Regions from separate parts of the Homo sapiens genome. Here region 2 is linked to region 1. Evidence: read pairs that join two places in POLR2A ChIA-PET (ENCODE). Cell type or tissue: GM12878. All regions are shown on one strand.

Evidence for each region. Peaks named below come from ENCODE experiments on the same cell type or tissue, not always from the same donor. Only the 100,000 strongest peaks of a DNase experiment are listed, where the experiment ranks them.
Region 2: POLR2A ChIA-PET joins it to region 1 with 10 read pairs; 5 of 35 experiments call an interaction of 5 or more read pairs at or near these places.

Annotation. Positions count from the first base shown.
Region 1 is chr20:43,734,514-43,739,513 of GRCh38, reverse strand. All of the region lies in intron 1 of LOC101927200 (a long non-coding RNA gene), which reads right to left. Among named protein-coding and RNA genes, the nearest start is that of GTSF1L, 10 kb to the right of the region's middle. In GM12878, no CTCF peak of the experiment used is centred here; a DNase peak (open chromatin) is centred at 2,673.
Region 2 is chr20:43,854,589-43,859,588 of GRCh38, reverse strand. No RefSeq gene overlaps it. Among named protein-coding and RNA genes, the nearest start is that of LINC01728, 38 kb to the left of the region's middle. In GM12878, no CTCF peak of the experiment used is centred here; no DNase peak of the experiment used is centred here.

The sequences.
Region 1 (5,000 bases):
GATGACTGACTCTGGGATCCATTTAACTGCTCCCTGCCAAATGCTTGCTAAAATGGTCAAAGGAAAAACACAGGAAAATCTATATTCACATGTAAACCAGCGAGGAGGCCAGACACATGCTAGAAGCCCTTGAGGTGAACTGGAACATAAGGCGGACCCCGCAGAGTGAGGAACCGGCCCAGTGCTGTGTCTGGTGGAATTGGCCCACACCGACTCACTCACATTTCCACAAGGCTGAAAGACCAGGATAGCTGAAACAATAGGGCTAGAATTTACTTCTCAATTCAATCAGCTTCACTTTTGCTAAATGCGTAGTCTAGGAAAAGATTGCCCTGAGCACGGCAGTGTTTAATACGATCTTCTAGTCAGTCTTCAGTTTACAGATGAGAAGCCTGCACTGGAGGGGCACTGGTTTGTTCAAAGCCACCAGTCTATTAGGTTTTGAATCCAATTCTCCTTACCCTCTGCAGCAGTGTGGCCCTCACCAGGGGAGAGGGGCCGGGAGGGGCTGGCAAGGGCTGGCAGGGGGTCCTGTCCTCTGTCTGGGATGTGTTCTCCTGCCCTGGTCTTTCAGAGGGGATCCTCCTGTTGTGCTTGAGAATGGTGGTTGCTGTGTGCTTGGGTTCCTGTACAGTCCAGCTGTGCTTAGACCATGGCTTTGTGTGGGTGGGCTTCTATAAACCACCTCTCTGGGCAGATTTCTCTAATCTCTGCTTTTTTATTTTTATTTATTTTTATTTTTTGAGACAAGTTCTAGTTCTATTGCCCAGGCTGCAGTGTAGTAGCACAATCACAGCTCACTGCAGCCTCAACCTCCTGGGCTCAAGCAATTCTCCCACCTCGGCCTCCATAGTAGGTGGGACCACAGGCGTGTACCACCACACCTGGCTAATTTTTTCATTTTTTGTAGAGACGGAGGCTTACTATGTTGCCCAGGCTAGTCTCAAACTCCTGGGCTCAAGTGATCCACCCACCTTACCCTTCCAAAGTGCTGGGATTATAGGCATGAGCCACCACTCCAGGCTAATCTCTGCCTCCTTAGCCCCCTAACCAGGCCCCCTGCCTTTCTTGCTGCTCTTAAAACCACAGGCCCCAGAGACAGAAAATAAGATGGAAACCTGTCCACATCACTTCCTTACTTGAAGCCTTCCTCAGCAACCCGTCACTTCAGCACCCAGCAAGGATGCCCTCAGGTCTGAACTCCATGTGCATTTCCACCCCTCCCCTGCCAGCCCACTTTGTAGGGGACATCTCATATATAGTCCCCAGCCCAGCCGCTCTTACTGCCTCGGTGCTTTGCTCATGCTGGTCCACCTGCCAGGAACACCCTTCCTACAGCCTGTTGGTTCCTGCTTATCCTCCAGGCCAGCTCAGTCTTTATCTGAAAGACAGCAGCCAGCTGTCCCCTCATCCTTGCACTCACTGTATCCTGATCAGAAGGATGTCTGTCTGTCTTCCCACCAGAGATCTTTGACCCACAAGGTCAACACCGTAAACGCCTGAGCTCACCTGAACCTGATGTCACGAAAAGTGCAAGAGTAAGCCGGGTGCGATGGTTCATGCCTATAATCCCAGCACTTTGGGAGGCTGAGATGGGGAGATCACCTGAGGTTGGCAGTTGGAGACCAGCCAGACCAACATGGCTGTATTAGTCTGTTTTCATGCTGCTGAATCACTTGAACCCGGGAGGCAGAGGTTGCAGTGAGCTGAGATCTTGCCACTGCACTCCAGCCTAGGTGACAGAGCAAGACTCCATCTCAAAAAAAAAAAAAAAAAAAAAGGGCGCAAGAGTATTTTAGTTTGGCAGGCTTGGGCTGCACCCCCAACTCTGTCACTTGCTACAGGTCTATCTCGAGGAGTGTTACTTTACCTGTTTTCCTCGCCTGTTGACTGCTGTTAAACCACTGGTAGCTTGAAATTGGCCATGGTGGGAATATTGACAACATGGAAATTGGCAGATGCTACAAATGGATGCTTTTTTTAAAATGCTGGCTGTTTAAGCATTTGTGGGACTGACTACCCCGTAAGTCACCAAGTAAGAAGACATGAATCTCTAAGTTGGAGGGACCCATGGCACAAGTGGCCTGCACCCCACCTGTATCCCTGTGACTTTTCAGTGTGCTCTGGCCAGCTTCCACTTCCAGCCTCTGCAACTAGAAATGAGGCTCTTGCTCCCAGAACTGCCCATGCCTGACAGGATGGAACTGCCAAAGACCTTATGATGCAGGGCAGGCAAGCCCCAAAGTGGAGCTCAGTCCACAAGGGTTCTTGGCTTTGCCCAGGAAAGAATTCAAGGGCCAGAGGTAAAAGAAAACAGCTTTATTGAAAAGACGGTGTTATAGCTCTGTGACTGTTCCTGCACAGCAGGGCTACCCCATTGGCAGAGAGTAGCTGCTCAGGGCACTTTTGCAATCGTATTTACACATAGTTTTAATTGCATGCAGATAAAGGGGCAGTTTATGCAGAAATTTCTAAGGAAAGGGTGGTAACTTTGAGGTCATTGCTTTGAAAAGGGGTGGTAACCCTGGGTGTTGCCATGGCAACAGTAAACTGACTTAACACACTGGTGGCTGTGTCAGATTGAAAGCTGCCTTCACCCCAGCCCTGTTTTAGCTAGTCCTCAATCTAGACCAGTGTTTGAGCCCCACCTCTGGAGTCAAGTCTCACCTCCTATCTCACAACCCCAGAAATAGCTTTTAACAAATGACTCTCTTGAGGGTTGGGGTGTAAATGCCCCAGCTCCCCCACCCCTTGGGTGGGGTAGTTCTGAGTTGAGTGTTTTGTATCACTTCCCACAGTTTCCCCTAAAGGCCTCAGATGCCCACTGAAGTAGACAGCTGAATCACGTGGGGGATTTTTCACACTTTGACCTTTGAAAGTCTTTACTAGTTTCCATGCTTTTCTAAATATAATTTTTGCTTGATTTTTCTTGTTACAGAAAAATATGCCCATTAAAACTTTAGAAAATACAAAAAAAGGCTGGGTGCAGTGGCTCACGCCTGTAATCCCAACACTTTGGGAGGCCGAGGGGATCGGATCACCTGAGGTTGGGAGTTTGAGACCAGCCTGACCAACATGGAGAAACCCCGTCTCTACTAAAAATACAAAAAAGTAGCCAGGTGTGGTGGCACATGCCTGTAATCCCAACTACTCGGGAGGCTGAGGCAGGAGAATCGCTGGAACCTGGGAGGTGGAGGTTGCAGTGAGCCGAGATCACGCCATTGCACTCCAACCTGGGCAACAAGAGTAGAACTCTGTCTCAAAAAAAAAAAAAGAAAAAAAGAAAAGAAAAGAAAATACAAAAAATTGTTATAATTTTTGACTCTTATTAGTTTTAAATATTGGTATGTGAGTACATCTATAAATGTATCTTCCTTACTCTTTCTCCACAGCCTTACCTGCACTTCCCGAATGAACTACTTATATCTGAAATCTCATCTTAGGGTCTACTTCTGGAAGAACTCTAGCATAATACCAGTAGAACTCCACAAAACTGAAAAGCTCAAAGCAGCAGGTGGCAGAGAAGCAAATGCCACCAGGTATCACTGAGGACTAAAGCTCAGCGCTGATGTTGCCCCTGCTGAAGGGGCAGGAGGGCTGGCCCATCCCATGGTGCCACAGGCTGTGGCCACATCTCACGCCCTCCTGCGCTGATGTTGGAATGAGGTGTGGGTTGTTCCTGAGGTCCAGCTAACTTTGGGCTGCTACAACAAAGAGAAAAACCCTTGGGCGCATCAGTAAAGTCACTACACAGCTTCACTCCTTGGTTGGGTCCCTCGATAACCAAGTCTCCAAGAGCAAAAGGACAGAGAATCCAGCCTGAACTGAGACAGCCTCAGCATCAGACAGAAGCCACACGGACACACTCCACTCCAGCAGAGAAGCAGCTCAGCACTCACAGATAGGCCCAGAGATGAAAAGGAAGAGGTCAACTGGGCACTGTGGCTCATGCCTGTAATCCCAGCTACTCAAGAGGCTAAGGCAGAAGCCAAGAGTTCAAGACTAGCCTGGGCAACATGTGAGACCTTGTCTCTAAAACAAATTTTAAAATCTTAGCCAGGTGTGGTGGCAGGAGGATTGGTTGAGCCCAGGAGTTCCAGGCTACAGTGAGATACGGTTGCACCACTGCACTCTAACCTAGGTGACTAAGCAAGACCCCCGTCTCTAATTTTTTAAAAAAAGGAGGAAGTTGGCCGGGCACGGTGGCTTATGCCTGTAATCCCAGCACTTTGGGAAGCCAAAGCGGGCAGATCACAAGGTCAGGAGTTTGAGACCAGCCTGGCTAACATGGTGAAACCCCATCTCTACTAATGATACAAAAAATTAGCTGGGCATGATGGTGCATGCCTGTAATCTCAGGTACTCGGGAAGCTGAGGCAGGTGAATCACTTGAACCCGGGAGGCAGAGGTTGCAGTGAGCTGAGATCAAGCCATTGCACTCCAGCCCGGGCGACAGGGCAAGACTCTGTCTCAAAAAAAAAGGAAGAGTTTGGCCAGGCACAGTGTCATGCTTGGAATCCCAGCACTTTGGGAGGCCAAGGCAGGTGGATCACCTGAGGTCAGGAGTTCGAGACCAGCCTGGCCAACATGGTGAAACCCCATCTCTACTAAAAATACAAAAATTAGCTGGGTATGGTGGTGGGCACCTGTAAACCCAGTTACTCGGGAGGGTGAGGAAGGAGAATCGCTTGAACCCGGGAGGCAGAGGCTGTAGTGAGCCGAGATTGCACCACTGCACTCTAGCCTTGGTGAGGCAGAGTGAGGTTATACCTGAGAAATGAGTACTGATGACCCTTAACAAATAGTTACTCCCCAAGAAATACGAGAAAACCTTAAAACAGAGTTTTCTCAACTAGTTCCACAGGAAACTAGCTGGTAGAGGTAGCAACAGGTGCTAAAGAGAAAAGGCTGCACCTGGGAGACACTGAGTGAAGCAAAGGTTCATGGTTGGCTTTTCCTTAGGCCTTCTTGGATCTGTGCTGATGTCCACTGAGATTCCC
Region 2 (5,000 bases), 120 kb before region 1:
GTATAATAAAATGTTTTGATGTACATATACACAATGGAATAACTGCTACAGTCAAGCAAATTGTTAACATATCCATCATCTCACATAATCTTCCTTGTGTGCATAGAAGTACCTAAATTCAGGGACTGTAGGATTCATCAACATTTCTTTTAAAAAATGCTTTTCAATAATAAAACCCAGACCGGGCAAGGTGGCTCACACCTGTAATCCCAGCACTTTGGGAGGATGAGGCAGGTGGATCACCTGAGGTTGGGAGTTCAAGACCAGCCTGACCAACATGGAGAAACCCCGTCTCTACTAAAAATACAAAATCAGCCAGGCATGGAGGTGCATGTCTATAATCCCAGCTACTCGGGAGGCTGAGGCAGGAAAATTGCTTGAACCCAGGAGGCAGAGATTGCGGTTAGCCAAGATCACGCCATTGCACTCCACCCTGGGCAACAAGAGCAAAACTCCATCTCAAAAAAAAAAGAAAAAGAAAAAGAAAATAATAAAACCCAGAAAACCAAAAGATAATTCAAAATAAAGAAGTCAGGAATAGGAAAGCTATTGAAGGAAGGGTAAAGAAGAGGTTAAGAAGTGAATCTTGGGCCCAGCACAGTGGTTCATATCTGTAATCTCAGCACTCGGGGAGGCTGAGGTGGGAGGATCACTTGAGCCCAGGAGTTCAAGACCAGCCTAGGCAATATAGAGAAACTCAGTTTCCACAAAAAATTTAAAAATTAGCTGGGTGTGGTGGCGCATGCCTGTACCATCAGCTACTCAGGAGGCTGAGATGGGAGGACCACTTAAGCCACAGAAGTGGAGGCTGCAGTGAGCCATGACTGCAAGAATGCACTCCAGCCTGGGCGACAGAGTGAGACCCTATCTCGGGGGGAAAAAAAAGTGAATCTTGGATCCTTTTAAATATAAAATCAAGCCTCAAAAACTGTGAAATTTAATTTTAAGTCAAAATTATAACTCCTCAAAGAAAATCTATATTATGTAAAAATAAACAATTAAAATGGAATACCTACAATGGCCTGTGATAAAAATCTCAGATCATAACAAAGTTGAAATAAGGAGGAAGTATGAATCCACAGATCTTGTAATTTTTTATGGTAGAGACTCACTATACACTATTATACATTGTTTTGTATCTTGAGCTAAGAAATCAAGGAAGAGAGATAAATATATCTCTTTTTAGAAAGTAAAAACATGTGATAAACTATATCAGTAACTGGATAGTTAAGATGGGGGCAGGAGGGAGTGAGAGAAAAGGAAAGGATTGGGAAGGAATTTTAAAGAAATGATTTTTGGGAACCTGCCGGGCAAATATGAACTAAAAGAAATTAGGATTCATGACACTAATATCAACAAAGTTGAAATGAAACCAAAAAAATTATCAAATGAGACAAAGCATTACCCATGCTGATAAAGGATGTAAAACACAATGAGAATGATTGTCAATGACATCATTCCAGATAATGTAACATCAAAAGACATGAAGCAAAAACTCTTAGATAAATACAATGTGAAATCAGGAGAAACACAAGAATAGAAAACTTTAACTCCCTCCTCTCAGAAATAATTAAAGCTATAAATAATTTAAATAATATAATTAATGACATTGATCAAATATGTGTATATATAATATGTTAAACTCTGTCCACAGAAAACAGAGAATATTCCTTTTCTTCACATGCCAGTGGAATATTTGACATGTGCTAGGCTACAAAGGAAACCTAAAAAAATCTAAAAGATATAGTACATATCTTTTAGATTTGTATAGTAGATATAGTACAGTTCACAAGCTCTGAACTTCATGCAATAGAAGCATAAATTAATAGTAAAGGCAAACCAAAAAATAAAAATTCAGACATTTTCTCCCCACCAACAACTCCTGGCTGAAAGGACAAATAAACTGAAACAGTTAAAGCTGTATTCAGAAGAAAATTAATAGGCTTCAACAGTTACTTCCAAACAAACATTCACCAATATGTTCTCAGGTTTCAACAGTCTTTGACCAGAAAGTAATTTTAAGATCCAAATTACTATGACTCTTAGCCTTCCCAACCATAATCCATCCTTCTGCTAGGTTCCCCATAAAAACAATTCTGGGAACCCCTGAGGAATGTTTGATTCTGTTCCACAAGTTCCTTCTGATCATCATCATCTTCTCTCCCCTTCTCCCTTTCCCTCTCCCTCTCTCTCCTCTCCTTCCTCCCTGCTTCAGCCTTCCCTTCCTCCCTCCTCCCTCTCTCACACTTTTCTCTCCTTCCCTTCACCTCTCTTTCCCTTTTTTCCTCCCCCTCCTTCCCTTCCTCCCTTTTTCCCCCTTTCCTCCCTTCCTTTCTTTCTCTTTCTCTTTTTCCCTTTCTCTCCCTCCCTCCATCTTTCTTTCTTCTTCTTCCTCTTACTCCTCTTCCCTCCCTTCCTCCTCTGCCTTCCCTGCTGGTTAGCAACCACAAGAGAGCTTTATGTAATGATGGAATTGTCCTATGCCTTGATATGTGCTGATTATATATATATATCTGTCAAAACTCATAGAACTGTACACTCTCCAAATAAAGTCAATTTTACTGTATGGTAAAATACAATTTTAAAAATATAATTAAGGAATAAAAATAGTGTTCCAATGCATTTAGAAAGAAGAATTTTTTTGAATTTTAAATAAAGCAGGCATAAAAGTAGCACTAAAAGCTGAAAACAACAAGAAAAAAGCAAATTGATCCCAAACATTAAATAAAATATTAATGAATCACTTACAACAGTACATCATATAACTACCATAATATGTCCAAGCAGGGGTTTGCACCAAGACTACAAGGATGGTTCAATATTAGGAAATCTATAGATATGATTTACCATATCAATGGGTTAAAATAGAAAAATGACAAAGTCATCTCCTTCATGCCCTCCCAAAAGGTATTAGCTAAAATGAAATATCAATTTATAATGAAGTTAAAAATAATTTTGTAACTTTTGTAAGCTAAATATCTGGGTATTTAGCTATCTATAGATAACTACTGTATGGAGACATATTTATGTCTCCAATAACTAACATCTTACTCAAAACTTCAGCCATAGGAGCATTTCTTCTGATAAAACAGAATCAGGGCATCCACAAGTAAATAAGAAAATAATATAAGAGGGGCCAGGCATAGTGGCTCATACCTGTAATCCCAGCACTTTAGGAAGCCGAGGCAGGATGATCTCTTGAAGCCAGGAGTTCAAGATCAGCCTGGCCAACATAGCGACACCTCATCTCTACAGAAAAAATAAAATAAGATATAACTTTTGGAAAGAAGGCAGCAAAATATTTATATATTATATAATCACCTTCCCAAAAATCTAAGAGAGTCAACTGATAAACCATTAGAAATAAAATAATAATTCAATATAATATGATAATACAGGAATAACAATATAATAAGTTAGAAAATATATATACAATAGAATAGCTCACTAAAATGGCTTATTACAAAAATTTTAAATAATAGCTAATATTTGTTAAGGACTTACTATGTAACATGAACATTTCCATGAAATAGGTATTATTTTTATCCTTATGGTAAAAATGAGGACATAGGCTCAGAGAGGTGACGTCACCAGGCTGCATTCACACAGCTTTGAATATCAGAGCCAGGATGAAAACCCAGGTGGTCCTATTCCAAAGCCCATGTGTTTAACCACCAGAGACTACTTCCTCCCTCTATACTCTGACATATATAAGTAACAGCTAGTTAGAAAATATGATGGAATAAAAGATTCATTTCCCAATAGCAAAAAAAAAAAAAAAAAAAAACCCAGAAAATTCTTAGGGATGAACATAATAGGAAACGTGCAGAGCCTGTAATGCAGAGAAATGTAAAGCACGGCTTAGAAACTTAACATATAAGAAAAGACTGCATGAATACTGATAGGTACCTTGTATGTAGATCTAACACCATAAAAATATATATTCTCCTCAAAATAGTCTAAAATTTAATGCAATCCAAATTAAAATATCAAAAACACTTTTTCGGATTTTAACAAAAAATAATTCTAAATTCTGCCCCCAAAAATAAATGTATAATGCTGTAAAAATCCTTTAAAAAGAACATTAAAGGGGGATTTTCCTTACCAGATATTTAAAAATTACTGTAGTATTATAAAACTACAGTAATCAATAACATATTGTGTTGCCTAAAGAAACAGACAAATGAGGGAAACAGAATGGATAATCCAAATTACACCCAAGTGTATACCAAAGTTTAATTTGTAATAAAGGCAGAGTTCAAATTAGTCAGAAGTTTATGGATTATACAATAAAATATATAGGGGCTGGGCGCAGTGGCTCACGCCTGTAATCCCAAAATTTTGGGAGGCTGAGGTGGGTGAATCACTTGAGGTCAGGAGTTCAAGACCAGTGGGGCCAACGTGGTAAAACTCCATCTTTACTAAAAATACAAAAATTAGCTGGGCATGGTGGTGGGTGCTTGTAATCCCAGCTACTCACGAGGCTGAGGCAGGAGAATCACTTGAACCCTGGAGGTGGAGGTTGCAGTGAGGCGAGATTCCGCCACTACACTCCAGCTTGGGTGACAAAGTGAGACTTCATCCGAAAAAAAAAAAGATGTTGAGATAAATGGCTACACATTTGGGAGGAAAAAAAAATTCCAAACTTCCTTCAAATACCAAAATATATTCCAGAGAGATGAGCGAGGTATATATTTTCTGAATGTTTAAAATGGTAGGAAAAATATATCTATATAAAACTTGGGGAATATAAAACCCTAAATAAGAAGTCTTATTTTATTACATAAAAATGTTAAATGGTAACATATACCATAAGCAAAATCAAAAGATAATTGGTTGCAAGGAACCAAGATCCAACATCTCTACAGTACAAAGAACTCTCATATCAAGAAGAGAATAGCTCAACATAGTAGAAAAATGGGCAAAATAAATGAACAAGCCATTCAAATAAGAAACAACAAGAAAAGATACTCAACCTTGTTGATGATTAAGGAGTTCAA